Linked DNA regions of Mus musculus: region 1 is linked to region 2. A link is a loop called in an ENCODE intact Hi-C map of the cell type or tissue named here. Cell type or tissue: gastrocnemius. All regions are shown on one strand. Each heading gives the region's core, and the rest is flanking DNA. Links, peaks and the distances in the headings are about the cores only.

Region 1 (15,769 bases), core at 4,716-12,715, 60 kb before region 2:
CTGACAAGGATGAGGAGTGTGATCCCCAAAAGCAATCAGTCAGGACAGGGCTACTGCTGCAGGGTGACACCAACTACAGTTCCAAGGGGTCATCATATTCAGTCCCCGCGGAGTGGGCTGTGGGATGGGGACAAAGTTTCTATTTTGCAAGATGAACCTTTCTCAGATAGAGGAGGTGACTTCTGTACAGGGAGGAGCGCATCCACCACCACCCCTGACATCCAGCAACCTTGACCTGAGGCACCAGCCTGCGCCCAACACAGTGAGAACAAGGATCTTATGTTACATGTGGGTCATACAATAAAAACAAAGACGAAGTATGAGCCCACTCTTTATTTTTGTACCTCCTCACCTTCAAGTCTACTTTTTTGAAGCCTTTAAATTTTTGTTTATTATTTATTTTATTTTATTTTATTTTATTGAGAAAGGCAAGAGGTAAGTGTGGTGGCTCACACCTTTAATCCCAGCACTTGGGAGGCAGAGGCAGGCAGATTTCTGAGTTTAAGGCCAGCCTGGTCTACAAACTGAGTTTCAGGACAGCCAGGGCTACACAGAGAAACCCTGTCTCGAAAAACAAAAGAAAAGAGGAAGAGAGAAAGGCAAGGGAACAGAGTTTATTTTAAAAACAAAAAACAAAACCAAAAACTCTCTGCAGCTAGAAGACTCAAGAGTGAGCTGCCCAATCTTTCCAGCTGTAGTGAACTACTCCCCTTTACTCAATGTGCGCGTGTGCGTGTGCGCGTGTGCGTGTGCCTGTGCGCATGTGGGAACACACACCACAGAGCAAGTGCAGGTCAGAGAACAACTTGAGGGAGAGTCTGCACTCTCCTCCCATCAAATAGCAACTGAGGAGTGAGTTCAGTTGTCAGGCTTAGTTCCTGGCCCATCTTGTTCACCTGCCTTCTAAAAAATATCACTACAGCAGTGATCTCAGCCTGAGGCTTGAGACCCCTTGAGATTGAAAGACCTTTTCACATCAGTCAAATATCATATTTCCTACATATCAGGAATTTACATTACAATCCATAACAATAACAAAATCATAGTTATGAAGCAGCAACAAAGTAATCGTATGGTTGGGGGTCACCACACCTGTATTAAAGGATGGCAACACTAGGAAGGTTGAGAACAACTGCACCGCGGCGTAAGACTGACCACATGAGCTGTGGCAACCTACCATAAACCTGTTCTTGTTAGAAAACAGTCCATCAGCTTAAAAACAAAACAAAATGAAACAAACCCCCTCCCTACTGCATGTATGGAAACGCACATAAACTCCGTGAGATTACGTCAGAGGTTAGGTAAGGTCATGGGGTTGTCTCTTCTATACCTTGTGATTTACGTATCATGTGCTTTTAAATAGGAAACACACGTAAGAAAAAGCCTTCAGCCTGCTGGGGACTGTAACTAAACCACCAAGGACCTGTGAGGAAAGGTCAGCGTGTGCTCCCCCACCCTGTAACACACCCCAGCCACAGTAACTCTAATCTAAGGGGTACACACATGGTAGGAAGAGCTTGGAGAGCAAGTGCCATTCGGCCATGCTATCTCAACTATAAGGTGGGACGGTGGCTAGTCAGAGTGCCACTGTAGGAACTGAAGACAGGTGCTACACCTGTTTGAAACCCTCCCACAGTTCTGCTGTTCCTCCCATCTTTCTGCTTCCAGGGCTCAGGAAAGGCCACTGCTCAGGGCCCCCCTTTCCCATCCTTCCTCCTCCTTTCCTCACCCTCCCCTCTTACACCTCTTCTCTTTCCTCACGAGGAGTCTATGTTGCTCAGGTGGCTCTGAAGCCCTGATATGGGCAATCCTCTAGCTAGCCTCAGCTATCTGAGTGACTGGAACTACAGCAGTGTGCACTGCTCCTAATTTTCTGTTGATCTTTTTTTTTTAAAAGATTTATTTATTGTATTTATATGAGTATACTATAGCTGTCCTCAGGCACACCAGAAGAGGGCATCAGATCCTATTACAGATGGTTGTAAGCCACCATGTGGCTGTTGGAAATTGAACTGAAGACCTCAGGAAGAGCAGTCAGTGCTCTTAACCACTGAGCCCCTGTTGATACTTCCTATACACACACACACACACACACACACACACACACACACACACACACACTCTCACGGGGAGAGAGAGAGATTACATGCTGCCCCTTCCATCTGGAGAGAGACCACCAAAACATGCATGTCCAGAGACTCGGGCAGCTCCTGCACCTGGGCTACAGGCCCTCTCAGCCGCAGAGCATACAGAGCACAGAGAGCCCTTTGTTGAAGCACAAACAGAACCTAAGGGGAAACTTCCCTGCAGGTAGAGAGAGGCTAAAATGTTCCTGGGGAAGGGGAAGGGTTGGTCACTAGAGGCCCAGTGAGACTGAGTGGCTCAAGCCTATGACTCTGTCCCAGGGTTTATGCTTCCTCGTGTACTAGGCCAGGAGGTGGGAGGTCTCACCCTCATTTGGGACCCAGCCCCCTATCCTGGCCAGACTCCTAAGCCCAGCTGGAATGCGTAAGAGACTGTGGGCTTGGGACTTACCCTCACCTCCTGGGACATAGCCCAGGGAAGCCGGCAGGCTGGAGCAGAAGGGTTAAAGTACCTGAACTGCTTTGGCACTAGGGCAGGGCTTCCCAAACAGGTCTGTCCTCTGCAAACACATAGGGGTGCGGCTGTGTTCTGGTAAAAGGTAACAGGCAAGGGCGACCTCCTGGACTACCCCCACTGGCCACTGGAATCCAGTATACAGCTTAGCCGTTATAGCTTAGACCCAGCCACTGCCCTTGCTATGTGCCCAGTTCTGCTTGCCCCTCAGCTTCCAACATCATGGCAAACCATTTGGTGGCTCCCAACCTCACCAGTGAGTGACTTGGGAAAAGAATTCCATCTCATCTGTAAAACAGCTGTAATATTTGTTTCTTTTGGAGGGTTGCAGGGGGTCCCCCAAATGAAGTGGTCCCCAAAAAGCTTTTGGATCATTTCTATGCAGTAAAAATGTTTACTATAGTTTTTATTAGGGGTTGTTTGAGATGTTGCCCAGGCTGCCTCTGTAAACTCATGAGCTCCTCCTGTCCAGCTAAAGCAGCCTGGACTCCAGGCACACTGCTGCTCTCAGAACAGGAGGGCTGAAAGTCCCTTACAATATGAAGAGCTTGAGGTCCGGAGAGGTGAACGGATTTGATGTTATAGGATCGGGTGGCACGACAGACCTAGATCCGACTTGCTACTGTGCCAAGCAGTCCTAAGACGACAGGTCTGCCTCCTCAGCCTTGCCACCTCCACAGCCTCGCCGCCTCCTCAGCCTCGCTGCCTATTCAGCCTCGCTGCCTCCACAGGCCTCGCTGCCTCCTCAGCCTCGCTGCCTCCACAGCCTCGCTGCCTCCTCAGCCTCGCTGCCTCCTCAGCCTCGCTGCCTCCACAGCCTCGCTGCCTCCACAGCCTCGCTGCCTCCACAGCCTCGCCACCTCCACTGCCTTTCGAGGTGCTTCTTAGGAAGAGCCTCCTCTTGACGAGGCATGGACAGAAATGAGGCCTTTGTAAGCAGGTCATACTCAGGGGCCTCTAGCACTCCAGGTGTTAAGGAAACTGGAGCCCAATTTTGGGTCTGCACCCCTGGGAACAAAGTAGCCTTGAAGACTGGTCATGACCTGCTATGAACATCTGCTGTGTCTTCTGAGATTGGTTAAGAAATGTAGGTGTAAGCACCCTGGACAGGCTGCAGAACCATTTGCTGTGGGACCAGGGGAACAGGTGCTGGCCTGGACAAGCAGGCAAGGGGACCCAGCTAAAGGCAAGCTGCCTATCCACTCCCCAAATCAGAACCTAAGGACCCAGCTGGGGAATGCACGGTGCCCCCGGCCAGGGTTCTGCCATGCCACCTAACTGGGCACACATTTGTCATCTGAGTGTCAGAGAGGGCACAGGTTTGGCAGATGCGCCTCGGAGATGGGGGTCACATGTGAAACCATGGAATTTTACAGCCACTTTTACTCTAGAGGGAGTGTGAGGCTGTAATGCAGCAAGCAATTTAATTTTGAGATTTCAAGCTCTCAAGAGACAGAAAAAAAACTTACCAGGAGATCTCAGGACATCTGCAGTGGGGTCACAGCCTTCCAGAGTCTCAGTTCCATGAATCTGCTGTGACTGAAGACAGCTACAGCGTACTCATATACATAAACTAAATAAATAAATCTGTAAAAACCTACTGATATTTAATTGTGCCTATCAGTGGCTCTGTAGACTCAAACAACTGGGAAGCCCTTTTCCTTGTCTTCCAACCAACCTGTGGGATTTCTGTCTGAAACTCTCTGCGACCAATACAAAACTGACCTAGAGGTACTGTAAGGACAAACAGTCACGTGACAAACTCAGGCATATACAGCAATCCAATTCCACTCAAATGTTACACTTCTCCCTGAGCTGCACCTGGGCCCTAGCTCAGGCAGACAGCAGAGGTCACACCTCACCCCAGCATGATGGACTCTACTGTTTACAAGCAGAGAAGGAATTCCCATCTCACATAGGCACTTCCTCTGGTTTCCTGTTCTCCACTGCCCAGAAAGGCAAGCTTCAGTTCAAGCCAACTCTCCCCAGGGACAGAGTTCCTCAACAACCAACAGGAAGCTCCCACAGGGCAGGGCAGTCACTGCTGACCTTGTTCCCATAAACAAAAGAGTATGACAGCACCACACACCAGGCGTTTTCCACCTCCCTCTCTGATGTCAATGCCCCACACAGTCAGAAAGGCCCAGTAGGGCCCCAGGGGTGCTGCAGGAGGAATGTGCCTTCTGTTCTGTCTGCCAGCCTCCGCAGCCTGTCTGAGCCAGACACAGGCTGCCCTTCCAAGAAACAAAAGCGCTAAAAAGCACATAGCCCAGCCAGGCAGTGGTGGCGCACGCCTTTAATCCCAGCACTTGGGAGGCAGAGGCAGGTGGATTTCTGAGTTCCAGGACAGCCTGGTCTACTGAGTGAGCTCCAGGACAGCCAGGGCTACACAGAAAAACTCTGTCTCAAAAAACCAAAACACACACACAAAAACCAAAAACAAACAAAAGCAGGTAGCCCCAAAGTGACCTGACTTTCATGAAATAGGTGTCCAAGAGAAGATGGGGTCAGGACTTTACCGTTTCTCTGATGTCAAACTCTAAACAATATGGAGGGGCACATCTGTACTTCTAGCCCTCTAGAGGCTGAGGTAAAAGGATCACAAGTTTGAAACCAGGGCTGAAGAGATGGCTCAGGAGTTAGAAACATTTATTGCTCTTGGAGAAGACCCTGGTTCAATTTCCAACAGCTCATAATTGTCTCTAACTCCAGTTCAAGGGAATCTAAAGCTATCTTCTGAGCTTCAAGGATACCAGGTACCCCCATGGTGTACAGACACCATGCAGGCAAAACAGTTTATCACTCATACACATAATGAAATAAAACTAGAGAAGAGGGGCTGGAGAGATGGCTCAGTGGTTAGGAACACTGTCTGCACTTCCAGAGGACCTGGGGTTCAATACCCAGCACCCACACAGCAGCTCACAACTGCCTGTCTGTAACTCCTGTTCTAGGGGATCTGACACCCTCACACAGACATGCGTGCACTCAAACCACCAGTGTACATAAAATAAAAATAAATAAGCAATTTTAAAAAATACTAGAGAAGACGGTAGAGGAAGAAAAGGAAAAAGAAGTCATAGTAGTAATAGCAGTAGTAGTTGTTGTTTGAGGCTAGCTCAGGAGTAGGCAGCCACTACATAGATTTTGAAAGTAGTAGCCGCCACCCCAGGTACAAGAGACCTTGCCTCAAAAAGCAGAGAAAAGGCAAACTATACAGAGTATAAAGGCTCCTATCTCCAAGAGAGCTGCGTGGGACCACGCCAGTGTGAAGGCTGCTCCCACTCGTCGTGCTCAGGAACACGCTTCCAAGGCTCTGACAAGTCCTGGAACAACCACAGTTCCCTAACTTCAGTGACCAAGGGACACCTCTTGGGAAATGTGTCACAGGCAGCAGCATTTCTAGCTATGCGCACCAATGAGATCTGCAGGGAGGAACGGGTGATGGTAAGAGTCGCATATCCCTCTCTTCAGAACCTTTTTGAGAACTGGTGTGGATGGAGAAGGCATTAGGCAGAGCGTGTCTTTGCCTAGCGCTGGCCTGCTGACCCTGCAGTGCAGTCTGCACAACATACTGTGAAAGGATCGCAGGATCGTTTGCCAAAGCTTGAGCAGTGGTCTCTGTCCAGTGCTGACCCACATACAAGCTGAAGCAACATGCTCAACCCACCATGAAGGAAGCTGAGGCTGTAGATAGAACTCAGCTCCTCTAACTGTCTGGGTCTGGTCCTCTGTTCTTGCCTCAGTCCCCCAACCTCCATCTCTGCCTCAGCTTTTCCTGAAGGAATGCAAGAGGCCCCAGCATTGCCCCAGAATGGTGGTGTGTGCCTATAATCCCAGGACTGGGAGACTGAAGCAGGAAGATCAGGAGTTCAAGGCCAACCTCAGATACACACTGAGTTTTGGGAAGTAACTTGAAGGTAGAATGCTTGTCTATCTAACACCTGTGAGGCTCTGGGCTCAACCGTCACTACTAAAATAGAACCCAAAACACCAAAGCAGAGGGAGCGGGCACCACTCCAATGCCCTGGATCCTATGCACATCAAAGGACTATGAAAATGGAGGTGTGATCATGCTATCTGCCTGGGAGAGGCAGTACAGACAGTCTGGAGAGAGCTTACCCTGAGATGACTCTGCTATCTTTGTGTTGGCTGTTGGTGCTGAGGCTGGTCCCTGTCTGGATGCACAGGGCCCTGACATTCCTTTTGCTCCATGGACGCTGCTGCTGCCCTATGAGAAAGGGAGAGCTACAATCAATAGGCACGTTTGTGGCTCTTAAAGATACATATATTGTTTTACAGAGTTTTTTTTTAGGGAGCCTGTCCCACAGATCCTGGTTCTCCAAAGAGTCCTCAAGGCAGCTTTTTCAATCTGGAGGCAAGGCTCTGCTAGGGACTCAGGCTTAGGGACCAAAGGGGTTAGTACAGTTTCTTAGAAGAAAAGGTATCTGGTGACCCCTGGGTGTGAGGAGTAGAAGGATCCAGGCAGGAGGCATAGCACAGGCAGGGGAGAAGAGGTGGGCAATATGCTGCAAGCTACTCTTTGGTCACAGCTAGTCCCGGATATGGGAGATGGCCAGAGAGGAATGACAAGGGCTGAACCAGACCAGACAAGGACTTTCTCTGAAACATAAGGACAGACTCTCCACAGTGAGCAAGTGCTCAACTACTGACAGGCACCATGCTCTGCACTGCTTACCAAAGATAAGGTGGCTGTGTGAGAGAGAAGTGTGGGCACCGCTCCAGACTTGGAAGACAGCAACAATAGCCGGAGATGGGAGTGTGGCCCAGCTATGAGGGAGTTAGAGCAATATAGCAGTAGTTAACCAGGAAGGAAGCAGCAGACAGCAGGACCTGGGAGGTGGAGTGTCTAGGAGGGGCTGGGAAGCAGCTGTCACACTTGTGGAGATGTCGGCTCTGGTAAAGGATGGAGGCCAAACTCAGTCCCCCAAGCCACAGGAAGACAAGACAGGCAGGCTATACGTGACCATGCAGCAAAGCACCAGAGGCCATCCAGTCCACCTCTGCCCCACCCTCTGTCTCAGACAGGACTGGAACACTGTTGATACTGAACAGTTACTTGTCTACTTCACAGCCAGGGCTGAAGTAGGACTCTGGACTCACTGACTCTTCTAGTCCCTTCTTGAAGGACATGTACTCTGGATAGCCTGCTCAATGACCAAGACTCCCTCCTCTCTCCTCTGGGCTGCTTCAGGACCACTGTAGTCTATATTTATTTAATGTCTGCATTTATTCCTTCTGAGTTATCAAGAGGTCTTCACTGGTCAGCCTGCCCTTCAATGTCTCTGTAAAAACCTGGAAAATCTACAGTCTCAGGACAGTGACCTAGGAACAGGCTGGTTCCAGGCAGCAAGCGGGGGTTCTGCCCCATTAGGCTGACCCTCAGAAGCCCATGCCCTCCACAAAGGCCATTCAGATTTGCAAGGAAACTCCATCCTAGCAAATGTGCCTTAGGTATGGAGAACAGGAATGTGAGGCTGACTCCTGGGTGTGGGAGGTATTGTCAATTGCTTCTCTGGTCCCTGCTTTGTACACCATCCCCCAAACAATGTGGAGCTTCAGACCCCAGAAAATCTCCAGGAAGCTGTCCTCCAACACTGCTCACCTGCCCTTGCCTGCCCATGACAGCTGGAGGAGAGCCCGACCTTCATCAAGGAAACAGCAGGATGAACGGCCTAGCCCACTGGCACCACCCCTGAGCCTCTGAATATACCCCCTCTCCTACCCTCAATGGTCAACTTATTCTTCCTGCACTGGCCATTTTCTCTACTTCAGAGGACATAACACAGATGGCAGAGTTAAAGAGACCACTGACACACTTGCAAGGCAGGAAAAGACTTTGTAGCCTCTGGCTACTCATTTCTGTCTCCAAAATTCAGCAGACAAGTGTCCCCATCCTCACAAAGACTCTCTCCCCTCCACACCTCATCCTTAAAGCTGTCCCTGTCCTAGCTAGGGCAGCGTTAGAGGAGGTTGTACAAGAGTGGCTGTCCTAGAACTACCACTATGTCAGCCCAGTTCCCATCAAGAAAAAGCTAATGCTCACTCAATGTGTTCTTTCAAAACAAGACAACAACTGTATCAAGCAGAACCAGCCCATCTTGACTCACTCCAGTCCAGTGCATGGCAGGTTCAAGAACCCTGGTCTCAAACAGAGGTTAGAGGCCCACGTCTCTACCCAGCACTCAGGAACCAGACAGGTGAATCTCCGTGAGCTCGAGGCCAGCCAGCCTGGTTTACAGAGAGAGTTTGAGGACAGTCAAGGCTACATAGTTGAGACCCTATCTCAAAAAACAAGCCCCCACCCCCTGCCACTGTCATCCCGAACTCTGCTGTTCCTTCAGCTTGGGGTCGCCTTTGCTGACCTCCAGCTCACCAACAACCTCCTGTACTTGTCACTCCTGCCCAAGAGATGCACAAAACAGGGACAGAACGAAACAGACTCTCATATCAGGAGTCGGTCGTTCAGGGAGCCCCAGTCTGAGGTCCCAAAAGCCTGTGCTCCCTTCCCCATAGCAGGGGACAGTCCGGGAGATCAGGAAGAGGGAGTGGTCTAAAGAGAAGCCGGCGCCGGGAAGCCCACGGCCAAGAACTGTAAGAGCTGGTGGGGGAGCTGTCAAGAGAACCCCGGGTGGAACCTCTGGGAAGGGGGCGCGTGCGCCAAGGGGCGCGGATCTGCGGGGACCAGCGCGGCAAGTGCGGCCTGAGGACCGCGGCGGAAACTCGGGTGAGAGGCGCGCGGAGAACAGGGTGCCCGGGAGGGGGCTCGCGCGCCGCCGCACGGCCTGGAGGGTGGAGACCGGAGCCGGCGCCCGCGGGAGGCAGGGCGGAGCGAAGCCCAGCGCGGGGCCAGGGTGGCCGGCGCCCCTGGGCAGCGAGAGCCCCGCAGAACTTGAAGGGGCGGAGCGCGCGTCCGAGGAGAGCGTCCCGTGCGGTGACAGCGCGCGTCTCATCCCCCACCCGACCCGCTCACCTGGGCTCTCCGCTCGCAGCCGCCCGCAGGCAGCCCGGGCCCTCCACCTCCCAGTCCGGCCGCCCGCCGCCGCGCTCCTCCAGCGCCTCCTTTTGTTTGTCCCTCACTGCACCACTCTGCCTCCCCCGCCCCGGAAGTGACGTCACGGCCGGACGCACCCGCGGCATCCCGGCCGTCGCCATGTCTGTTAAGGGGAAAGCTTGAGGCGGCTTCACCCTACTCCCGTCCACGTGCCTGCGCCAAGCCACTTCGGGGCGGAAGTAACGGGACAGAACTAAGCCCCCTTAAAGGGACAGGGATCCCTGCAACTTAAGGGATGCGTTACTCTGGCCAGAGCGGCCAAGTGACCCAAGCTGACGCAAGTATCCGCTCACCTCCTTTGTTCGGGTTCCGATCGCCATTGGGCCAGCGTCCTCATACCTTTAGTGCTGCTCGTTAGCTGACTCGCTGCCCAAACTCTTCAGGTGCCCGCAAATGTAACTGCCCTGCTGATGCTGACGCGCGCCTCGACACGTCCGGCTTGCGACGGTTGTCCCTGAAAAGCCGCATAATTCCGAGTTAACTGAATGGCTTCTCCGCCGCCGCTGCAATAAACACAGTTGAACTAAATTTAAAGGTTTCTTGGGCGATTAGTCGCGCCCCGGCGAGTTCACTGTCTCACACTAGGAGATCTTTGAAGTCGTTGGACTGGACTGGGTTAGGAACTTTTTGTAGAAGAGGGGAGAGAGGTAGTGCCGTGCTTGAGAAGGTATTGGAGTTTAGGAATCTGGTAGGTGTGTCCTGAGTCCAGTGGTCACTTTGAAACTAAGTATCTGCTTTATCCAGTATTTTGCTCCGACTTTTGTAAGCAAGGGCTTCTGGTGGGGATCTCTTTGTCCGGTTCCCCGGCTTCTGGCTGGAGATAGAGGATTGGCAGAGGGTGTGAGGGGAATTCTCTATCGGGAAACCTCCAGCCTAACGTTAGCAGCGAATTTTGAGCTGAGCTGAGGATAAAACCACATCTTCAGAACCAAGCCTCCAGACGCTAGCTGTGTGTGTGTGTTAATCTTCCCGGGTCCTCATAATTCCCAGGCTAACTGTAGTAATCCTTAGGTTGGGAAATTGTTCAGCTATTAAAACAAAGTGTTTCATGTACTCCAGTATGGGACGAGTTCCAGTAGCTTACGTGAAAGAAGAAAGGCAGGGAGCACAGCAATGAGTTTTTGTGGAGTTGGGTATCAGTGGTGTGTGCACCAGCTGACTAATATACACAGGCTGTACAGATGACCCTTCCCTCACTGAATGATCTCCGCCCCCTTTTACAGTGACAGGACCTCTGGAAGAGCAGTCAGTGCTCTTAGCTGCTGAGCCATCTCTCCAGCCCAGCCCCTTAACCTTAAATTTATATAAAGAGAAAGGGGGATATAAGTATATTTATCCACATACTAAGGTATATTTAGTTTCAAACTTTAAAAATAATAATAATTTCAACTTCAAAGATAATGCTTTTTTTTTCTGTTGCCAAAAAGCATTTTGCCCTGGGAAAGATATACCCTGCTAGTCCACAAAAGAATCCAGAGTTAGGGTTGGGGCAGGGTTTTGTTTTTATCTTCCCAGGAGAAGAAAAACATACAACAGAGAAATTCAGATACCACTGGACAAGAGAAACAGGATGGATCATCAAGAAAAGATATCCTGCCTGGCGTGGTGGCCATGCCTTTTATCCCAGCACTTGGGAGGCAGAGGCAGGCGGATTTCTGAGTTCGAGGCCAGCCTGGTCTACAGAGTGAGTTCCAGGACAGCCAGGGCTGCACAGAGAAACCCTGTCTCAAAAAACTAAAAAAGAACATTGGCTTCTCTTCCAAAGGTCCAAGGTTCGATTCCCCAGCACCCACATGGTGGCCCACAGCTCCAGTCACAGGGGATCTGCAAATAATACCACCTGGGACATTGAAACAGTCTGCGGTTGTTTTTCTCAAAAGTTCCGGGTAATTAGGCCCTCTGGCAGGGGGCTGGGGCCCATGTTCTCAGGGCAGTCAGTATTTTTCCACTCTTCATTTCCCCACTTCTTGTGAGTAGCTCTAATCTTAGAGCGACCCCACTTCCTTTTCTGGCAAAGTCTGGTACTGGTGTGTCGGAGCACCATTACCTGTACAGCATTAACCCTGTCTTTTACAAAAGCCACTAACTTATTAAGAATGCAAGGTCCAAAAGTGAGCAAAAGCAAAAGAATGGTTAGGGGACCGGCAAGGGTAGAAACAAGGGTGGTAAACCAAGGAGACTTATTAAACCAATTTTCAAACCAGCTCTGTCTATCTTCTCTTGCCCTTCTGCGCTTGTCTAATCGATCCCTGAGTTTTGACATAGAATCTTTAATTACTCTAGAATGGTCTACATAGAAGCAACACTCTTCTTTTAGGGCTGCACAAAGTCCTCCTTCTTTGAGGAAAAGGAGGTCTAACCCTCTCCTATTTTGCAGTACTACCTCTGACAGGGAGGTCAAGGATTCTTCTAGTTTAGTTATGGACTGCTCTGTGGCCCTCAGATCAGTGTCCATGGCAGTTCGCAAGTCATCAAAGTATCGAGGGGTCTGAATTAAGGCGGTTGTACCTGTGCCAACCCCAGCCGCCACCCCCAGACCCAGGAGGACCGCCAAAGTCATGGTAATGGGCTCTCGCTTATGGCAGACTCGATGGTCGAATTCATCAACAAAAGAGCTGTCATCATGGTACAGGAGCCTAGGGACAAGCTGAACTAGAATACAGTAATCTTTAGAAGTATTAAAAACAGAAGTAGATACACAGGGAGTGAGACCAGTGTTGCAAGCCCACACTGTGTCTAAGGGGGGCACTAGGTACTGACCACTGTCGGAAAACTGGATATGTTGGGTCTGATTACAGAGGTGCCATCTACCATGTGGCACTTGATCCAAGCAAAGTCCGCTCCCTAAGACAGCTGCCAGAGTCAATTTTCTGTTTTCCCCCCAAGGGCATTGAGAATGGTCTGCAGTCTTATTATAGGTCCTGACTTGGGCGATTCCTGCATAATAGAGGGGACTAGAGGCATAGCACAGCCAGCAAGACTGAGTAATGTTGGGATTAGTACGATTGAGGACCAGGAATGCCCCCTGTACCAGGCTAAACAGGCGATTCTCGGTGTCTGGGGGCCAGGGAGTGGTTGGGGCTAGATCAAGGGAAGGAGTGTAAGCATCAGTAGGGCCACCTAAAGTAGGCCCAGGGAGGGTAGGTCTTGGAGGGGGGTCTCTGAGGCCTTTTAACTAAGACGGGGTTAGGCCCCACTGACTGGGCTGGAGGACTTTCTATCTTCAGCCGAACCTTAAAAGTGAATCCAGGGTCCGTCCCTGTCACATAAAATCTTAGGCCCCACTGCCTCCCCTTTATCCAATCTTCCTTTGCCTCTTTTCCTTTCTGAGTAAAAGTGATGTTTAAAGAATCATGGCCCTTATTTCATCTGGACACTACAATAAGATCCCAGATAGAGGAAGGGTGCCAATAAGTGGTACCAGTGGTTTCACATCCCCACTGACTACAGAAGAAGCCCTCTGCTCCCCTGCACCGGCGAGCCCCTTTTTTACTTTTTCTATCTCTGGGACAGACATAAAAGGGCTCCTGACGGCGCCTCCTTTGTTTAGACTCACTATTACAGCCTGGTATATCTGCAATGTACTGCCCCTGGGAACTTACCCCCTGGTTATATGACCGCTTTTGGTAGATTACCTCGCCCTGGGGCACTGTTTCATGTGACTCTTCAGGGATATCCCAAGCGTCTAATCTAGCCATCAAGGCACAGATTTCAGGGAACAGAGGGGGCCACCATGTATAAGGGGGGGGGGCTACCTTTGAAGTACTCCATACAGTATCTCTGGCTTGAGAGATGACTTCCCATGTCAGGGTCATGGAAGCATGAGGATTACTACCCAAAGTTGGGGCTATGGCGAAGGCGCAGCTTAAGAGGATTATCAGTGGCTGCCACCGTCCAGTCACCCTCATCTTGGTTTGGTGCTTTCTTTACATGGGAGGCGTGGATCCAGGCAGCAATCCCGTCTACCTTCACTGCCATGGGGGTAGTCAACAGCACCAGATAAGGTTCTTTCCACCGGGGCTCAAGCGTGCCAACGCGATGTCGTCTGACCAAGACCGAGTCTCCGATCTGGAACCGATGGGGCACTGCTGTGGTCCCCAGTGTGTAGGCTTCTTTGATCTGGTTCCAGATCTGTGTTCTGACAACTTCTAAGGCCTTTAAGTGAGTAAACAGAGCAGAGGGTGAGGAAAAGTCAGTGTTGGGATCCAATATCCCACCTGACTCAGTTAAGGGGGGCGGTCCCCCATACAGAATCTCATAGGGGGTGAGGCCGAAACATCTGGGAGTGTTTCGGACCCTGAGAAGCGCAAAGGGAAGGAGAGTCACCCAGTCCCGACCGCCGGTCTCAATGGCTAATTTATTAAGGGTCTCTTTTAAGGTCCTATTCATTCTTTCTACCTGTCCTGAGCTCTGGGGCCTGTAAGCACAATGTAATTTCTAATTAGTCCCCAGTTGCGTGGCCAATTCCTGACTTACCTGGGCAACAAAAGCGGGCCGTTGTCTGAGCCGATTACCTTGGGAATCCCAAATCGAGGCAGGATCTCTTCAAGAATTTTCTTAGTTACCACCTGAGCTGTTTCTGATTTAGTAGGGAAAGCCTCTACCCATCCTGAAAAGGTGTCTATAAAAACTAGAAGATGTTTGTTACCATACTTCCCTGGCTTAATTTCAGCAAAATCTATTTCCCAGTAAGCCCCTGGTCGGTCACCTCTCAGTCTTTTCCCTGGTGCATTGAAGGGGCGTGCCGCATTGGTCAGAGCACAAGCCTTACAAGTTTTTGCAACTTGCTCAGCGATGGAGTGCAGCTTGATCACATAATAGTTGGAAGATTGAATCAAGTCACATAACTTCTTTGCTCCCAGATGAGTCAACCGATGGATGCGTTCTACATATGCCCTCCCTTCTTTGTAGGGCATTATGATTTTTCCTTCTTTAGTTTTTGCTACACCATGTTGGCTGAACCCCCGAGCCAGTCCTCGATCTCCCATGTCTTCAATTATGTCATAGTCTTTGGGGGTATATTCAAAACTAACTTCCGGGGTGCCGTGGGGTTCATCAATGGCTTCAACGGCCAGAGTGACTGCCCCCTGGGCTGCCTGTTTTGCCTCCCAGTCAGCCATCTGGTTCCCTTTTGCTACCGGGTCACTGCTCTTTTGGTGCCCAGGACAGTGGACAATAGCGACCCTTTTGGGCAGATATATAGCCTCTAGGAGAGCCAAGATTTCCTCCTTATTTTTAATTTCCTTCCCTGCTGATGTGAGCAGCCCCCTCTGCCTGTAGATGGCCCCATGTATGTGGGCTGTGGCAAAGGCATATCGGCTATCAGTGTAGATATTGATGGCCTTACCTTCTGCCAGTTCTAGTGCTTGGGTCAACGCCTGGAGTTCTGCTTTCTGCGCCGAAGTTCCTTCTGGTAAACTGCTGGCCCAAATTACCTGCTTTCCATCCACCACCGCGGCTCCTGCTCTTCTTTTTCCTTCTACCACGAAGCTGCTACCATCTGTGTACCAGTTAGGTACACCTGGCTAAGGTTGATCAGTCAGGTCCTTTCTGGTTCCGGTCTCTTCAGCCAGGATGTCAGCGCATCGGTGCACTGGGGTGGAGTCATCTGCTTCGGGGAGCAGGGTGGCAGGGTTGAGGATAGCAGGCAGAGCAAAAGTTATCCGGTCATTTAATAACAAGCTCGGGGGGCTGGAGAGGTGGCTCAGCGGGTAAGAGCACTGACTGCTCTTCCGAAGGTCCTGAGTTCAATTCCCAGCAACCACATGGTGGCTCACAACCACCCATAATGAGATCTGACGCCCTCTTCTGGTGCATCTGAAGACAGCTACGGTGTACTTACATATAATAATAAATAAGTAAATCTTTTTTAAAAAAAAAATAACAAGCTCTGGTAGTGTGTCATCCAGGCATTTGTCATCCAGCGGTCCGGGGGCTGCCGCACAATACTTTCCAAAGCATGGGGAGCAATTACAGTCACATGTTGACCCAGAGTAAGCTTGTCAGCATCTTTGATAAGTAGGGCTACTGCAGCAATGGCTTTCAGGAAGAGGGCCAACCACTGGCGACCGGGTCTGGCTTTTTGGACAGGTAGGT
Region 2 (15,769 bases), core at 2,539-10,538:
AGGCCATGGATAAGAGGCTGTGCAGCTGGAAAGGAGAGCCCCAAGCCTGAGGCGCTCAGGCCCGCCTCCAACCCCGAGACCTCAGCTGTGCCTTATCACAGAGATGGCGCTGCAGGGCCCAGATGTGTGACTGGGCATGTTTCCAGGAAAGAGGCCATCTCTTGGGGGTTTCAGCCATCTTACCCAGTGTCTGGACTGCTATATTGGGTTGGGGGCTGGTTCTGGAACTCAGTCTGCGCCTCTATAGGTTCTTGTAGAGCCTTGGTTGTTTCTGGCCTCTGCCTGGGACAGTAAAGGATGGAGGATCAGGCCTGGAGCCCCAGCCCCACCTTAGCCCTGCTGAGGCTCCATGGCTTCTCCACTTCTTCTCATGTGACCTCACAGTGTTGCTACTGTTCCTAATAAAGTTTTAAGTTATTAGAACCCTCAAGGCAGCTTCTCTCTTCCTTTGGACGGCTGGACAGGGCTTGGAATAGCTTAGACAACAGACAGCATAACAAGACTCACACAAACAAACGCACCTCCAAGGGGTCCTTCGGGGTTCCTGGGTGTCACGCAGATCTCGCTGGGGCCTCCAAATGAAAGAACTTAGTGGGGAAACCCCCACTCAACTCCCCATTCGGCGTGCACCCAAGAATCACGAATAGAACACAACACCTTGATGTAACAACACGAGGTATTTTAATGGCAGAGCTCCGGGTCACACAGGAGACAGTGGATTCGACCACGAGGCTTGGAAGCTAGGGGTTTTTATAGAAAAGGAGTGGGGCTGGGGGAGGAATTGGCGCGGTTTCACATGATTGGTCCATTTAAACATCAGCAGCCTGTTAACATTTAACTTAGGTCAGAGGGGTGGGAGATAGGGAGGCGATAGGCCTGCCCGGGCATGTCCTGGTCTGTTCTGCTATGTTCTCAGCCCCAGGTTTCAAAGCTCACAAACAACTCTTTGGGCTATTTGACATACATTACATGAATCACAGGTCTCAAGTTTTATTTCCTTTCAGAGGGAGTGTGGGGGATGGCAGAGTCCAGGAACCCCCACTTCCACCCCTTGAACTTGTGATCCTCCTGCCTCTGTTTGCAGAGTCCTGAGAGTACAGCATGCTCCACGCCCGGCTTAGAAATGGGACTCGAACTGGGCAGTGGTGGCGCATGCCTATAATCCCAGCACTCGGGGAGGCAGAGGCAGGCGGATTTCTGAGTTCGAGGCCAGCCTAATCTACAGAGTGAGTTCCAGGACAGTCAGGGCTACACAGAGAAACCCTATCTCGAAAACCCAAAAAAAAAAAAAAAAAAAAAAAAGAAAGAAAGAAAAGAAAAGAAATGTGATTCGGTCCCTAGTCATGGTTCCACTAAAGCAACTGTAGTCCCCAAATCCCTCCAAGAGGCCATGCTAGAAGCCAAGTCCATATGTAGAACAAACTCAGGCATTTCATTCATATCTGTTCTCCAGCCTACAGAAATGTTGGGGTCATCAGGTATATGAACTAAAAAAAAAATGTTTTCCCCTGGTAAGGAGTCCCTAGAACATTAGGTTCTAGGATCAGTCATTTCTGTTAATCATAAAACCTCCTTTGGACCCATGTGTACTGCAGAGCCTTGAGCCCGTGTGTCCTGCAGAGCCTTGAGCCCGCCCCTCCCTCACTCCTGTCTGGGATGGGGTGGGGCTGAACTTGCTGAATCCCAAGGCCAATGATGTTTTTCTTCTCAAAGGTTTCCAGGGAAAGCCAGTGTCACTCACTCACTGTAGCCCAGGTTGGCTTCAAGCTCGTGGCAATCCTCCTGCCTCCCTCCTAAGTGTAAGGATGAGAAGCCTGAGCTCTCAATTCTGGCTGGATTTTGTGTTTTGTTTTGTTGGCAGTGCTGAGGAGTGAACTCATGGCTTTACACAGGCATGGTGAATGCTGTACCACTGAGCTCCACCCAGCCATGGGCAGTGACTAAATCCAATACACATATGTAATAAACCTGTCAAAAGACTGTCAGTGACCAAAGCTCCTGAGTAACACAGAGACATTATTATTTATTATAGCCAGGCCTTAGCTTAGGCTATTTCCCAACTAGCTCTATAACGTAATTAACCGGTTTATTCTGATCTAAGTTCTGCCCCTTGGCCCGTTAGTCACCTCCCTTCAGTACCAGCACAAGCTTCTTCCTCAGCGTCCGACTGTTGAATCTCCAGCGTCCGACTCTTTCCCAGAGTTCCTATCTCTGCCCAGAAGTTTTGCCTTATCCTTTCCCACTTTGCTATAAGCTGTTCAGTTCTTTATTAAACCAATCAGAAAGTGATGGAGATGTTTACAGAACACAGAAAGGGGTGATGCTTCATAAAAGTAACAATACCAAAGGCCATTCTGTGCCCACGTCTCTGTGGGAGTGCCGTGGGGGGTGGGGGACACCCTCTCCCCACATCCACACTCCCCCCTACAGAAATCAGCATTTGAATAATACAAAGACATTCTTTACACAAGAGTTTATCCCAACAAAACACAAACTTAGTTTAAAGATCTAATTTTCTTTCATTTTCTGTTCTGGAATCAAGTGACAGACAACTGTTCTGTAAAATAGAAGAGGGGAGGAGCTTGATGGGATTGAAGAGACAGCTCAGTGGCTAACAGCACTTGCTGTTCTAAAAGATGTGGTCAAATCACAGCCACCTGTAACTCCAGTTTCAAAGGACCCTAGACTGTCTCCTGGGCTCTGTGGGCATTGCATACACATGACGCTGGGTATCAAACCAGGATCTCAATGTTAGACATGCATTCTAACTCTGGGCTGCATCTCAGCCATGAATTGTCAATGGAACATACTTGGTATTGTTGGGGACTGAGAATCACCTCACAAACCACAGGAGCACTGATCTCAGTCAGACAGAGACAGCTTATTGAGCATTCACCCCAGGACCATGGGCAAGGCCACAGTTCAGACTTCAGAGCTGAACCGTGACATTGAGTTAAGATCCTACAGGGCTTTTAAGCATAAAATCCACAAGCATCTGTGCCAAGTTATTTCACTGATCAGGATTTAGGGCTGGAGATTTCCTTAGGAACCTGTCTTTGTGGTATACCTCTCCCGTTCACATTGGTTGGGGTATTCAACTGTAAGAGGAGACTTGACTTGTCTTAACATTCATGTCTTAGCTTGCCAACCACGATGGGCAAAACCATAGAATTCTTTTTTTTTTTTTTTTTTTTTTTAGTTTTTTAGTTTTTTGAGACAGGGTTTCTCTGTGTAGCCCTGGCTGTCCTGGAACCCACTTTGTAGACCAGACTGGCCTCAAACTCAGAAATCCACCTGCCTCTGCCTCCCAAGTGCTGGGATTAAAGGCGTGCACCACCACTGCCCGGCCAGATCTCATTCTAGATGGTTGTGAGCCACCATGTGGTTGCTGGGATTTGAACTCAGGACCTCTGGAAGAGCAGTCAGTGCTCTTAACTGCTGAGCCATCTCTCCAGCCCAACCATAGAATTCTTAATTCAAAGTACCTTGGATGGCATATAGTCATTATTTTACTCCTCAGGTAGAGTAGAATCAGGAGGATTGGGAGTTTAAGGCCAACTTTGATACATACTTCATCCCTAAGTTGAAGCGATGACTGCACAATCAGGAAGGCCAGAGTTTAGCATCCAGCACTGATGCTACAAGCTTGGTGTCCCACTCTAACCCCAGCTAGGAGACCTGGGGACTTGGTGGCATCCAGCCTAGACAGCAACCATAAGCCCCAGCCCAGCAGTGGTGGTATATGCCTTTAACCACAGCATAAATGCAATTGCAAAGCTTGCTGCGTGGTGCACACTTTGTTTTTTTTGTTTTGTTTGGGTTTGTGTGTGTGTGTGTGTGTGTGTGTGTGTGTGTGTGTGTGTGTGTGTGTGGTTTTTCGAGACAGGGTTTCTCTGTGTAGCCCTGGCTGGAACTCACTTTGTAGACCAGGCTGGCCTCAAACTCTTCTGCCTGCCTCTGCCTCCCGAGTGCTGGGATTAAAGGCGTGCACCACCATGCCCAGCTTTTTTGTTTTGTTTTGAGACAGGGTTTCTCTATGCAGCTCTGGCTGTCCTGGAACTCACTATATATATATATTAAGTTATCCTTGAACTCACAGAGATCCTCCCGTCTCTGGATTGCTGAGATTAAAGGCATGCACTGGCACACCCGGTCTATGGTACAAATTTGTAAGCCCAGCACTCAGGAGGCTGAGGCAGATGGATTCTGAGCTAAGGTCTGTGGATTGCTGTTTATATGCAGGTGAGGGCAGGCACAAGATAAGGTGAGAGCCTGTGATTGGGCAGTGGAAAAGGAAGGTGGGCTGAGAACTTTAGAGAGTACAGAGAGTGCAGAGGGAGAGAAGGAGGGAAGGAGAGGAGGAGATAAGATGGAGCCTATAGGAGAGGAAGAGGAGCCAGAACCACACAGTCCTGGGAGCCATAAGTACTGGGGATTTCTTAGACGATTAAATATTAAGTAGGGTGCATTTGCCCCATGTTGGGGTGTAGCTTGTGTTTATATCATTGGAGTTTTGAGTTCACTATGTGGGCATTTTGTGAGCTGAAAATTTACTAATATAAGTCTGACTGAGCTGGGTGTGGTGGCGCACGCCTTTAATTCCAGCACTCGGGAGGCAGAGGCAGGCAGATTTCTGAGTTCGAGGCCAGCCTGGTCTACAAAGTGAGTTCCAGGACAGCCAGGGCTGCTCGGAGAAACCCTGTCTCAAAAACCAAAAAAAAAAAAAAAAAAAAAAAAAAAGTCTGACTCACTGGTTAAGGGCACCGACTGCTCTTCCAGAGGTCCTGAGTTCAATTCCCAGCAACCACATGGGGCTCACAATCATCTATAATAGGATCCAATGCCCTGTTCTGGTGTGTTTGAAGACAGCTACAGTATACTCATATACATAAAATAAATAACTAATTCTTAAAAAAAAAACAAACAAACAAACAAACAACCTTTGAGATGGATGGACGCTGCATGGGGCTAGCCATAGAGGCAGCCAGACTGCTGGGGCCAGAGAGTAGCTGGTACTAGCGTGGAGTGGTGTCTTTCTTACATTGCCCCACTACGAAGGCCTGTGTGGGCTTCACAGTCCATGCCTCCCCACATCGCACCTCAAAGAAGTAACTTGGGATGCTGAGGAGATTGTTCTGTGGTTAAGATGACTGGTTTTTCTTCCAGAGACCTGGGTTCAGTTCCCAGCACATACATGGTGTTTTACAATCTACTATAATTTCAGTCCCAGGGGATCCATTTGCCTCCTCAGGCACCAGGCAAGACTCTGGTGCACACACATACATACAGACAAAACACTCATATAAATAAAGTCAAAATTCACACAGCAGGGTGCCCCACACCTGTAATTTCAGCTCCTGGGAGGATAAGGCAGGAGGATGGACATTATCTCAAAAAAACAAACCAAAGCAAGCAAAACAGACAAAAAGAAAGTATGACTAAAAGAGTGATGTAAACTGTAGTTGGCGGTAATAATGTGTCAGGATTGTTCCTCAACTGTAACAAAGTATCGGATCATTGTAAAATGTTAATACAAGCCGGGTGGGCGTGGTGGCACAAGTCTTTAATCCCAGCACTTGCTCGGCACACGCAGGAGGATCTCTGAGTTTGAGGGCATCCTGGTTTACATAGTAAGTTCCAGGACAGCCAGGGCTATATATTAAGGCCTGTTTCAAAAACAACAACAAAAAGTTAATATAAAACTATCAGGCAGAAAAGTTTTTTGGGGAGGAACCTGTTGGTGTTCTGGGTTATACAGGAGAGCAAAGAAAAGGAGACACTGCAGGACCTGTTAGGCTTCTCAGCAGCAGGGGCTCATCCTCTCAGGCATTGAACTTCACATATTTACCATTTTGCAGACCCTCCTTACTGTTACACAAAAGGTACTTGTAGCAAGTCAATTTCTGTATACCAAAACCTGCTACCTTATCTAGGCTTCTCTGAAGGAACCCTACCTAAGCAATACTCAGGCATAACCTACATTCCCAGGCATACCTAAGCAAGTCCCAGGAGACATCCTGGTTTGTCAGGTATGTCTCAGGACTAAGTTATGCAAAGGCTCTGAGAATCCTTGGAAGAGCAACCCCATAAAACCTCAGACAACAATCAATAACTTTACAAAAGGCTTCTTCAAACCCTAGGTACAATCCCTCTGGAATTCATGCCAGATACAATGGCTGCTATTATAGCAGCAGCTAAAAGTCTTCTGCAGGGACTTCTTTCAGTCCTATCTTCTCATTCTTTACTTAAAATGATTTTAAAGTAGACACAGAATGTTGATCAGTGATTTGCATGCTGGAGACCTTGGATTTGATCCAGGGCTGCCAAAAATCAATCAATCAATCAATCACAGCACTCAGGTGGTTGATGGAAGATTGAGTTTGAGGTCAGTCCAAGCTACATAGTAAGACCCTGTATCAATTTCTTTTTTAAAAAATTTAAAGTACTACATGCAAACAAATGAATTAAACTGATAAAGAATAAAGTCTGGGGCTGGCAAGATGGCTCAGCGGGTAAGAGCACCAATTGCTCTTCCAAAGGTCCTGAGTTCAAATCCCAGCAACCACATGGTGGCTCACAACCATCCGTAATGAGATCTGATGCCCTCTTCTGGCACGTCTGAAGACAGCTACAGTGTACTTATGTATAATAATAAATAAATCTTTTTAAAAAACCAAAAGAATAAAGTCTGGACGAGGCTGGGAATATAGCTCACTGGTGGAGCACTAAATTTAGCACGCGTCGGGCCTTAGCTGGAGTCCCAGGAAACTGAATGGATAAATAAAAAGAAAGTGCAAATGAACTGGATAAAGGTAGTCTTTTGTAATTTCCAATAGGGTGCCCTTACATAAAACATGGAAGCTAAATATCACCAGGGTACCTAACAATGGAAAGGGCGGCACATGAGCCTTACTGGGTTCGGACAGCGTAGTGCTGCGAACTCGTTGCCCTGGAGACAGGGTACCAACGCAGCAGCCTCCGCACTCGCACGTGGCGTTTCTGAGCTCCGCCTCAGCCTGGCACCCAGGACACGCCCCACTCTCCGCTGGGCCTCTGATTGGGCAGCTCCGCGGAGGTGTGGCCGGAAGAGGCGAGGCTAACTGGCAGGCGCGCGGTGGGCCTGGAAACATGGCGGAGCGCCCGAGGAAGCGTCCGTGTGGTCCGGTATGTGCGGACCGATGGGTTCCGGGCTAGGCCTGGAATCTGCAGCGTGTCACAGTGGTGTCGGCCCGGGTCTTCTGCTCTCTCCTCTCCCCTCGCCCCTCTCCCGTAGCCTGAGCTTGCAGAGTTAGCTGGTCCGATCTACATTCATTCGCGGGGCGACGGTGTCTTGAGTCCTCTCCTGGCTTATTTTCTGATTCCTAGGGCGACTTTATGGCCATACCTGTCTTCCCCTTGTCTCGGTTTCTTCTTTTGCCCAATGGGGATTCATTCCTCAGCTTCCCGGATCTGATCCCAGGCTTTGTGCACGGCGAGTCCCTGTGTACTTCTACCCTGGTTTGAGAGAGTCAGATGGCGGGAGGCCCGATGGGATGCGCCCCTCCTATGTGTGACCGGTCAGCCTCTCAATCTTCCTCCTTACTTGCAGGGTGAACATGGCCAAAGGGTTGAATGGCGAAAATGGAAACAGCAGAGTAAGTAAAAAGCTGAGGCCGGGTTGGGCAAGCGCACTGAGCCCTCCCTTTCCACAAACCAGCTAATGGCCCGACGAGCCCTCTTTGGGTCTCAGTGTATCCAAGTGAGTGGTGGCAGCCTCTCCAGAGCCTAGGCTAGCCCAGCGAGAAGGAACTCTCCTCCCCATGTCAAGTCCTTTCCCTCCAATAATTCTCCAGAAAAAGAGGAGAAAAAGAAGTGGAAGGACCTCAAGATAATGAAGAAACTGGAGCGGCAGCGTGCCCAAGAGGAAGAGGCTAAACGCCAGGAAGAGGAGGAAGAGGCGGCGGCCCAGAGGAGCAACCAAGGTAAGCAGCTGGGTCGTGAGGTAAGTTGAATCTCTGAGCCATGGGGACATGCAAGGGAGGGAAGGTCCACAGCCTGTCAGGCTGACAGGAACATCCCCTGTCCCTGCTAGGACGGCCTTACACTCTGAGTGTGGCCCTGCCAGGCTCCATCCTGGACAATGCCCAGTCACCTGAGCTCCGCACCTACCTGGCTGGCCAGATCGCCAGAGCCTGCACCATCTTCTGTGTGGATGAGATTGTGGTGTTCGATGAGGAGGGCCAAGATACCAAGTGAGAGTCTCTGGGGAGTGGGGAGGACCAGCAGGGGTGGCCATGGCTTTGTCCTGCTCCTTGTCACCTGCCTGGCTGCCTGGAAGGAGCTCTCAAAGGCAGCTGCAGACTCACTTTTTCTCACCCTTGGTGCTAGAGAGTGGACTCAGGGTTTTGCCCATGGTCTGTGCTGAGGCTCAGCACTTGGATGGTTTGGGTTGTGTTTAGCATTTCTTTATGGTGCTTGTGTACAAACACCAGTGTGGTTCTGGAGACCAGAAGGCCACTTGAGCTGAGCAGTGGTGGCACACGCCTTTCATCCCAGCACTCAGGAGGCAGAGGCAGGTGGATCTCTGAGAGTTCAGTGCCAGTCTGGTCTACAGAGCAAGGTCTGGGACTGCCAGGGCTATGCCAAGAAACCCTGTCCCCAAAAACAAATGAAAAAGAAAGAAAATAAAAAAAAAAGTATAATAAGCCCAGCACTTGGATCTTGAGGTCTGTCTTAATCTTTCCAGGAGTGTGGAAGGAGAATTCAGGGGAGTTGGCAAGAAAGGGCAGGCATGTGTCCAGCTGGCCCGCATCCTACAGTACCTGGAGTGTCCACAGTAAGTGTGAGGTGAGGGCAGTGGCTGGGAGGCAGCCTCCCCAGGATGGACCTGACAGATGCATTCCTCCCTAGGTACCTGAGAAAGGCGTTCTTCCCCAAGCACCAAGATCTGCAGTTTGCAGGTACAGCTAGTGTGCCTGCCCCATTTCCCATGACTCAGCCTTAGGCACCAAGATGGATCCAGGTGGGAACACAGGCTAGGGGTAGAGCCTGGTCCTATCATCACCTCCTGTTCCCTGCCCAGGAATCCTCAACCCCTTGGACAGCCCTCACCACATGCGTCAGGACGAAGAGTCTGAGTTTCGAGAAGGCGTCGTGGTGGACCGGCCCACCAAGGCAGGCCATGGCTCTTTGGTCAACTGTGGAATGAAGAAGGTAGGATTGGGAAGGTGGGCTGTGGTACACTTGGGGACACTTGCTAGCTATAAAAGGTAAGGACACATGAATGAGGAGACCTGAACTCCAGGCCTGCTGAGAAACACTAGTTATCCCAAAGTAGGGCTCAAGCTATGAGCCCCTCGAGGATGGAGAGGTGACTCAGTTTAAAGAGCACTGGCTACTCTTGCAGAGGACCCACATTCAGTGCCCAGCACCCACATGGCGGTTAACATCAGGTGGTTTCAGGGAATCTGGTGCCCTCTTGTGGCCTCCATGGACCCTGGACGGGGCAGGCTGACCTGGGTTATCTGACAACGTGTCCCCTTCACGGTGTGGCACTCACTCACTCCCTCTAGCTTCTCTTCAGGAGGTGAAGATTGACAAGAAACTGGACCCTGGACTTCGGGTGACCGTGCGACTGAACCAGCAGCAGCTCCCAGGTAGGGGGAGCTTCCTGGGCCCTTAGAGCTGCCTGGCTCAGAGCCTCTTCCAAGCCGCCTCTACCTACCAGTTTCCTTGGTCTTCATAGCCTGTTTTGTTTCCCAGAATGCAAGACATACAAAGGAACAGTTGTGTCATCACAGGACCCCCGCACCAAAGCTGGTCTCTACTGGGGCTACACTGTCCGGCTGGCCTCTTGCCTCAGTAAGAGCTGAATTCCCTTCCCTGAATGTCCATCTGTCCCACTTGTGAGACCCACAAGTCAGATCAGGGTCTCTGTCCTACCCAACTGTGTGTATGTTTAGGAGGTGCCTCCTCTAGCCTCTGGTCACATCTCTGGTACCCTAGTCTCCCTGAACATCTCTGTGAATGCTAAGAAATCTGAGAACAGGATGTGCTTGGCCCCCATCCTGTTGCAGTCTCAGCACTAGGGAGGCCAGCACAGGAATCTCACTGTCTGTCTGAGACCAGCTTAGATATGTCAGAGCGAGACCTTGCAGTCTCAAGACAAGTATCATGGCTGCTGAATGTTGTCTGGGGCTTGGGAGCTCCTTCTGCCTACCACAGCCAAGGTCAACTTCCCAAGAGCAGTAGGTGTCTTCTTTACCTGAGCCTGCCCCACTCCCAGGCGCTGTGTTTGCTGAGGCTCCCTTCCAGGATGGGTACGACCTGACCATTGGGACATCAGAACGTGGCTCCGACGTGGCCTCTGCCCAGCTGCCCAGCTTCAGGTGTGTGCTGTCTAGAATAGGAACTGGGCCCTGCTCTACAGAGGGTTAGGGACTTAAAGCTCTGGAGCCTGCATCCAGTGGAGCCTTGAAGTCAGTGTCCCCCTCTCTGGGTCCCAGGCATGCCCTTGTGGTGTTTGGAGGCCTCCAAGGGCTAGAAGCTGCAGTGGATGCTGACCCGAACCTTGAAGTGGCTGACCCCAGTGTCCTCTTCGACTTCTATGTCAACACATGCCTTAGCCAGGGCAGCCGTACCATCCGCACCGAGGTGAGCCGCAGCCCGAGTTCTTGCAGCCCACCTTGCGTGCCTTTTCTAAAATTTACTTATGAATGTTTTGTCTGCGTGTGCTTGTGCACATGAGGAGAGGGCATCGGATCCCATGAGACTACAGGTGTCAATAGTTATGAACTGTTATGTGGATTCTGAGAATTGAACTCAAGACTTCCCGGAGAGCAGCCAGTACTCCTAACCCATCTCTCCAGCCCCAGCCTAAAGAGCTTTTCTGAAGCTGGGATCTTTACCACAGCCAACTAGTAGCAGGGACTGAACACAAGAGCAATTAAGAGTTGCAGTCCTGGCCCTGTGCCCTGTGGTAGCCCTGTGTTCTTAGGTTGAGGGACCCAGGTGATCTGTCTGTCTGTCCCTCTGCAGGGCTTCTTGCTTCCGCTTCCTTGGTTGTATCCTAGGTCCCTCTGGGTGTTGGGGGAAAGTGTGCCACAAGCTCTGAGCATCCACAGGATCTATGCACCCATCCTGGAGACTAGCATGGGATTCAGTGCCTGTGGATATTATGGGGGAGGCTCTGTTGCTGTCAGCCTCAGGGGCAGTGACTATGCAGACGGGCAGCCCCAGTCTCCCTGTCTCTGAAGTCTTGCCCATATCACTAATTACTGTTCCACCAGTATCCCTCCTGACCCTGAGGTAGGTCTCACATGGGGCCTGAAAACAAGCAGCTGGGAAGGCTGCCTGGCTTCCTGGTCCCAACCAACTTCTTTTCTTCCAGGAGGCCATACTCATCTCGCTGGCTGCTCTGCAGCCTGGTCTCACCCAGGTGGGATCGAGGCCCGCCTCCCCGCTTTCTGGACCCAGGATGTAGAGGAAGCAGCAGGACAGGAGGATCATGGGAGTAGAGATGGTCAAGTCTTCTCTCCAAAAATAACTGCCTTTAATGTGAGTCAGCCCATCTCCCCAGGGGCTCCAGTGAGTCCTCCACCATCACTTGCTGCCAGCAGTGATAGCCTTGAGGTTTCCAGCTCGAGCCAGAATATTGGGCACGAAGAGCAATCCCGAGGCCCGCTCGATGCTCTCGATGGGCACCAGGAACCGCTCCAGAGGGATGGTCTCATCCACGGGGGCATTGGGCATCACGTAGGAACGTAGCTCGATCTGCCCACCGGCTGCCTCCAGGATCAGCACCTTGAAGAAGTGTGTGGGCACTGCCACGTGGTTCTTCCCAATAACCTGGTACTTCACATAGGACTTCCCATCAGCCTCGGTCCTGTGGATAGACCCGGGCGCATGGCCAAGAGGCCTGGTTACATACAAGGTCACCTCTTCCAGGAAGCCTTCCTAACTTCCAACAAGCAAGAAGTTTGTGCTGGGCCTGGTGCCTCCTTGGGTCTGGGAACTATGTAAGGTGGGGACCAATGCTTAACCTCTGCTTTTCTGCCCAATACTGCTTCAGACAGAATGGGAGGCAATAAACGCAGCTAGAGGAATGAGCTCTCTAGACCCTGATGCTCACCTATGCTCACGTGACTGTAACCTGTCCCGTAGGCAGTACACCTAACAAGCACGAGTGGGAGGCCATGCTGGGGAACCCCAGCCCCAGCCTGGTGCTCGGGTGGCGTCACACCGCGCCACGCCAGATGGCCTGTAGTGGATGCCTGTAGCTTCTGGTTTCCGCAGCAGCCGCTGCCTCCTGCAGCCCGTGCTGCAGCCCGTGCTGCTGCTGCTGCTGCTGCTGCTGCTGCTGCTTTCTGTGCCCTCCCGAGGAGCTCAGCTCATTTGTCTGCCAGGAATCCTTAGCACGTCAGAGGCAAGGGTGACAGCCTCCCGTGCAGCCACGGGTTACAGGTGGTAAGGCAGGTCAGACGTGGGGAGCAAAGGCAGGTGTGGGGCCAGGCACCTGAGGGCACAGCAGAGTTCTAGGCCACCCAAAGGTCTCTGGCTACAGTGACACAGAAAGCCCAAGGTTGGAGAACAGGAGTCGGAGGCCCCGTCAGCTACAGGCTTACCTGGGCAGGAAAAGCGGCCCCGTGCAGACATAGACATTTTGGTAAGTTCGCGTCAAGCTGCGGCTGTACCTCTCAAGGTTGTTCCAGGCATTCTGGTTGAGGTGTGGCACCTGGTGGGAGAAGCGAGGCTCAGGAGCACACCTCGGACCTTCCATTAGGCATGCCCCAGCTCTTAATGTCAATGCCCAAACATTTGAAGGACAAGGGCTCAAAGAAGGGCTCCCTCCTTACGGCTCTGTGACTACAGTTTTTGAGCCAGTGCTAGCCACACTCCATTCCTGGCACTCCAATGCTCTAAGCTTTCCCCATCTCAAGGGAAGGAGGAAGGAGGGGACATTAGTCATTCAGAGACCCCCAAGGTCTCTTGGAACTCCCAAACCTTAGGTCAAGCTCTAAAGGCACGGGGACTGGACAGTGCTGGTGTGCACCTTTAATCCCAGCACTCAGGAGGCAGAGGCAGGCAGATCTCTTGAGTTCCTGGGCAGCCTGGAAAATCGAGCAACAAAAGGTGTGGGGTGGGATATGGTCTCCTGTCCATCTCCATCCACTGGGTGGATGTCCCAGGAACCTACTTCACAATCAAGACCCTGCTGGGAGCAGGTGCAGTGCTAACAGTGTGCCCTGGAGGCCTGACTGGCCCTAGGCCAGCAGGGTAGACTGAGGAGTCAAGCTCCCGGGTTCCCTGAGGAAGCACACTGGGTGGCTTGCTGACAGGCATTGCTGCAGCCCGTCACTACTTGGTGCACTGCTTCCCACGGGAGGCTGAAGAAGGATAAACCCCGGATTCTGCAGTGCCACTGTAAGATTCCTCCCTCCCGCCACGGTGCACGTGTAAAGTAAGATCTAGACGCTGCAGTCGGGCGGGCGACCAGGGTCCGAGACTACCTGAGGCGCTACGTTGCTCAGGTAGAAGGTGTCGTCCATGGCCCGCTGACTCCAGCGGTGGTTGGCGGCGGCGGCCAAATGGCCGCGGTCAAAGCCACTGCCGCGGTAGTCCGCATTGGTGGCGCGGTGGTACGCGTGCACAGAGTCATCCTCGCGGAAGTCGCAGGCGCTACGGTCCCCGTCGCCACGGAGCCGCTCTGGCCTCAGCTGCTCCAACACCCAGAGCGCACCGCGCGTGCGCGGGTCGTAGCTAAGCACGTAGGACTCGCGGCTCCGGAGCTGCGCCACGCCGGGCAGCCCGTACTTGGCCAGTTCCCCGGTGCCGCCCGCCGGTCCCCCCGGCAGCGCGGGAAGATCGGCCGCGACCACCGGCAACAATGGCACTCGGCCCAGCAGCCCCGGCGCTTTGCCCTCCCGCCGCCGCCAATGCTCTGCCGCGGCGCCCAGCCCCGCGCCCAGCGCTAGGGTCAGGCCGGCCCGCAGCGCGCGCATGCCTACCGGAGGACAAGGACGCTACTGATGTTAGCACAGAGTGAAGGAGCCTGTGCTGGCGTGGCCCCCGACGCCCTTCAGCTGCCCTTTTAAGACGTAGCTGGGTCCTGGTGCCGCCCTACTCGCTTGCCATTGGTCGTTCCACGTCGGGCTCCGCCTCGCCATGTACACCTCACATGGCCCTGCTTTTAAACAGGACAGAACCCCAGATCTGTCAGACCCCTCAGGTGCACCCACCCTCCTGCCACCAAACGAGCGAAGGATTTCTCTAGATTGATTAACAGAAGAATGCAGGTGTAGCTATTGATAGCCGCCTGGAACCTAAGCTTGCTATATAAGGTTAGAGAAAATAGCTATGCTAGGGTCATACTTTTCAACCCACTTAAAGGGTTTGGCCTGGGAAGTATGTTGTGTTGGCCAATGTTTCCTGTCCGTAGGTCAGGGGCTGGCTAAAGATATTTCCTACATTTCAGATGGAATAGTATTTAACTTATGAATATTTTAAGACATCAACTTCCTTACAACCTATTAAGACGGAGGAAGACCGATACATAAAAACTGAAGAAAATAGGGCTGAGAGTGTACAGTCAGAGCCACACTCATTAGCATGGGACAAAACCAATTATACATTAAAAGATAATTGGGGGATGGCTGGGGGGATGGCTGAGGGGTTAAGAGCTCTTCCAGAGGTCCTGAGTTCAGTTCCTAGCAACCACGTGATGGTTCACAACCATCTGTAATGGGATCAGATGCCCTCTTCTGGTGTGTCTGAAGACAGTGTATTCATATCCATAGAATAATTCTTTTTGTAAAAGGATTTATTTATATATTACATATACAATGTTCTGCCTGCACGATACCTGCAGTCCAGAAAAGGGCACCAGACTTCATTATGGATGGTTATGAGCCACCATGTGGTTGCTGGGAATTGAACTCAGGACCTCTGGAAGAATAGCCAGTGCTCTTAACATCTGAACCATCTCTCTAGCCTGAATAATAATTTTTTTTCTTTTAAGATACATTGGGAAATAGGGCATCTGCAGGTGTTGATGGGTAAGAAGGCAATGGAGGGAAATCATACAAATACCGTGTACATGTGTGAACATGTTATGATGAAACTTGGGCTTGTTTGCTTGGTTGGATTTTTTTAGACAGGGTTTCTCTGTGTAGTCCTGGCTGGCCTGGAACTCACTCTGTAGACCAGGCTGGCCTCGAACTCAGAGATCCGCCTCCCTCTGCCTCCTAAGTGCTGGAATTTAAGGTGTATGTCACCACAGACTGTTGAAAAAATGAAAAAAAAAAGACAAAGTTGTAGACTGGAGACATGGTGCAGCAGTTCAGAGCACATGTTGGTCTAGCAATGGACCCAGGTTCAGTTCCCAGCACCTATATGGTGGCTCACAACCATCTGTAACACCAAAGGATTTGTAGGCAAACACCTATATAGACAACATAATTTTGTTTTGTTTTGTTTTTTAAAGATTTATTTATTTATTATATGTAAGTACATTGTAGCTGTCTTCAGACACTCCAGAAGAGGGAGTCAGATCTTGTTACAGATGGTTGTGAGCCACCATGTGGTTGCTGGGATTTGAACTCTGGACCTTCGGAAGAGCAGTCGGGTGCTCTTACCCACCTGAGCCATCTCACCAGCCCCATAATTTTGTTTTTTAAAGAGCATATTCAACTCTTGCAGAGAACCCAAGTTAAGTGACAGGCAGCTCACAATGTCCTATAGCTTCAGTTCTCGGGACCCATTATATTCTGAACTGTGCAGCCTCTGCAGTTCT

Evidence for each region. A loop is a pair of places that touch in the nucleus more often than their neighbours do. Peaks named below come from ENCODE experiments on the same cell type or tissue, not always from the same donor. Only the 100,000 strongest peaks of a DNase experiment are listed, where the experiment ranks them.
Region 1: it touches region 2 in a loop (5-fold over the local background); 14 of 42 quality-filtered maps call a loop at or near these places.

Annotation. Positions count from the first base shown.
Region 1 is chr2:30,231,629-30,247,397 of GRCm38, reverse strand. Lrrc8a (leucine rich repeat containing 8A VRAC subunit A) reads right to left here and starts at 9,629. Exons shown (of 4, transcript NM_177725.4): 1 at 9,593-9,629; 2 at 6,721-6,829. It overlaps 1700084E18Rik (RIKEN cDNA 1700084E18 gene), which reads left to right and starts at 9,767. Exons shown (of 1, transcript NR_028299.1): 1 at 9,767-10,201. In gastrocnemius, for the core only: CTCF peaks have their summits at 9,483 and 9,684; DNase peaks (open chromatin) are centred at 4,740, 9,413 and 9,742; H3K4me3 peaks cover 6,189 bases; H3K27ac peaks cover 6,399 bases.
Region 2 is chr2:30,169,785-30,185,553 of GRCm38, reverse strand. It overlaps Spout1 (SPOUT domain containing methyltransferase 1), which reads left to right and starts at 7,095. Exons shown (of 12, transcript NM_172660.4): 1 at 7,095-7,164; 2 at 7,589-7,634; 3 at 7,833-7,961; 4 at 8,072-8,231; 5 at 8,726-8,815; 6 at 8,890-8,939; 7 at 9,062-9,192; 8 at 9,563-9,635; 9 at 9,742-9,840; 10 at 10,265-10,367; 11 at 10,485-10,632; 12 at 11,369-12,107. The coding sequence starts at 7,129. The coding sequence ends at 11,461. It overlaps Endog (endonuclease G), which reads right to left and starts at 14,030. Exons shown (of 3, transcript NM_007931.1): 1 at 13,488-14,030; 2 at 12,603-12,712; 3 at 11,485-11,863. The coding sequence starts at 13,979. The coding sequence ends at 11,581. Kyat1 (kynurenine aminotransferase 1) reads left to right here. Exons shown (of 13, transcript NM_001356474.1): 13 at 1-430. The coding sequence ends at 50. It overlaps Gm31080 (a long non-coding RNA gene), which reads right to left. Exons shown (of 4, transcript XR_866091.1): 4 at 15,219-15,257. In gastrocnemius, for the core only: CTCF peaks have their summits at 6,625 (motif pointing left) and 9,472 (motif pointing left); DNase peaks (open chromatin) are centred at 7,074, 7,491 and 8,804; H3K4me3 peaks cover 1,524 bases; H3K27ac peaks cover 683 bases.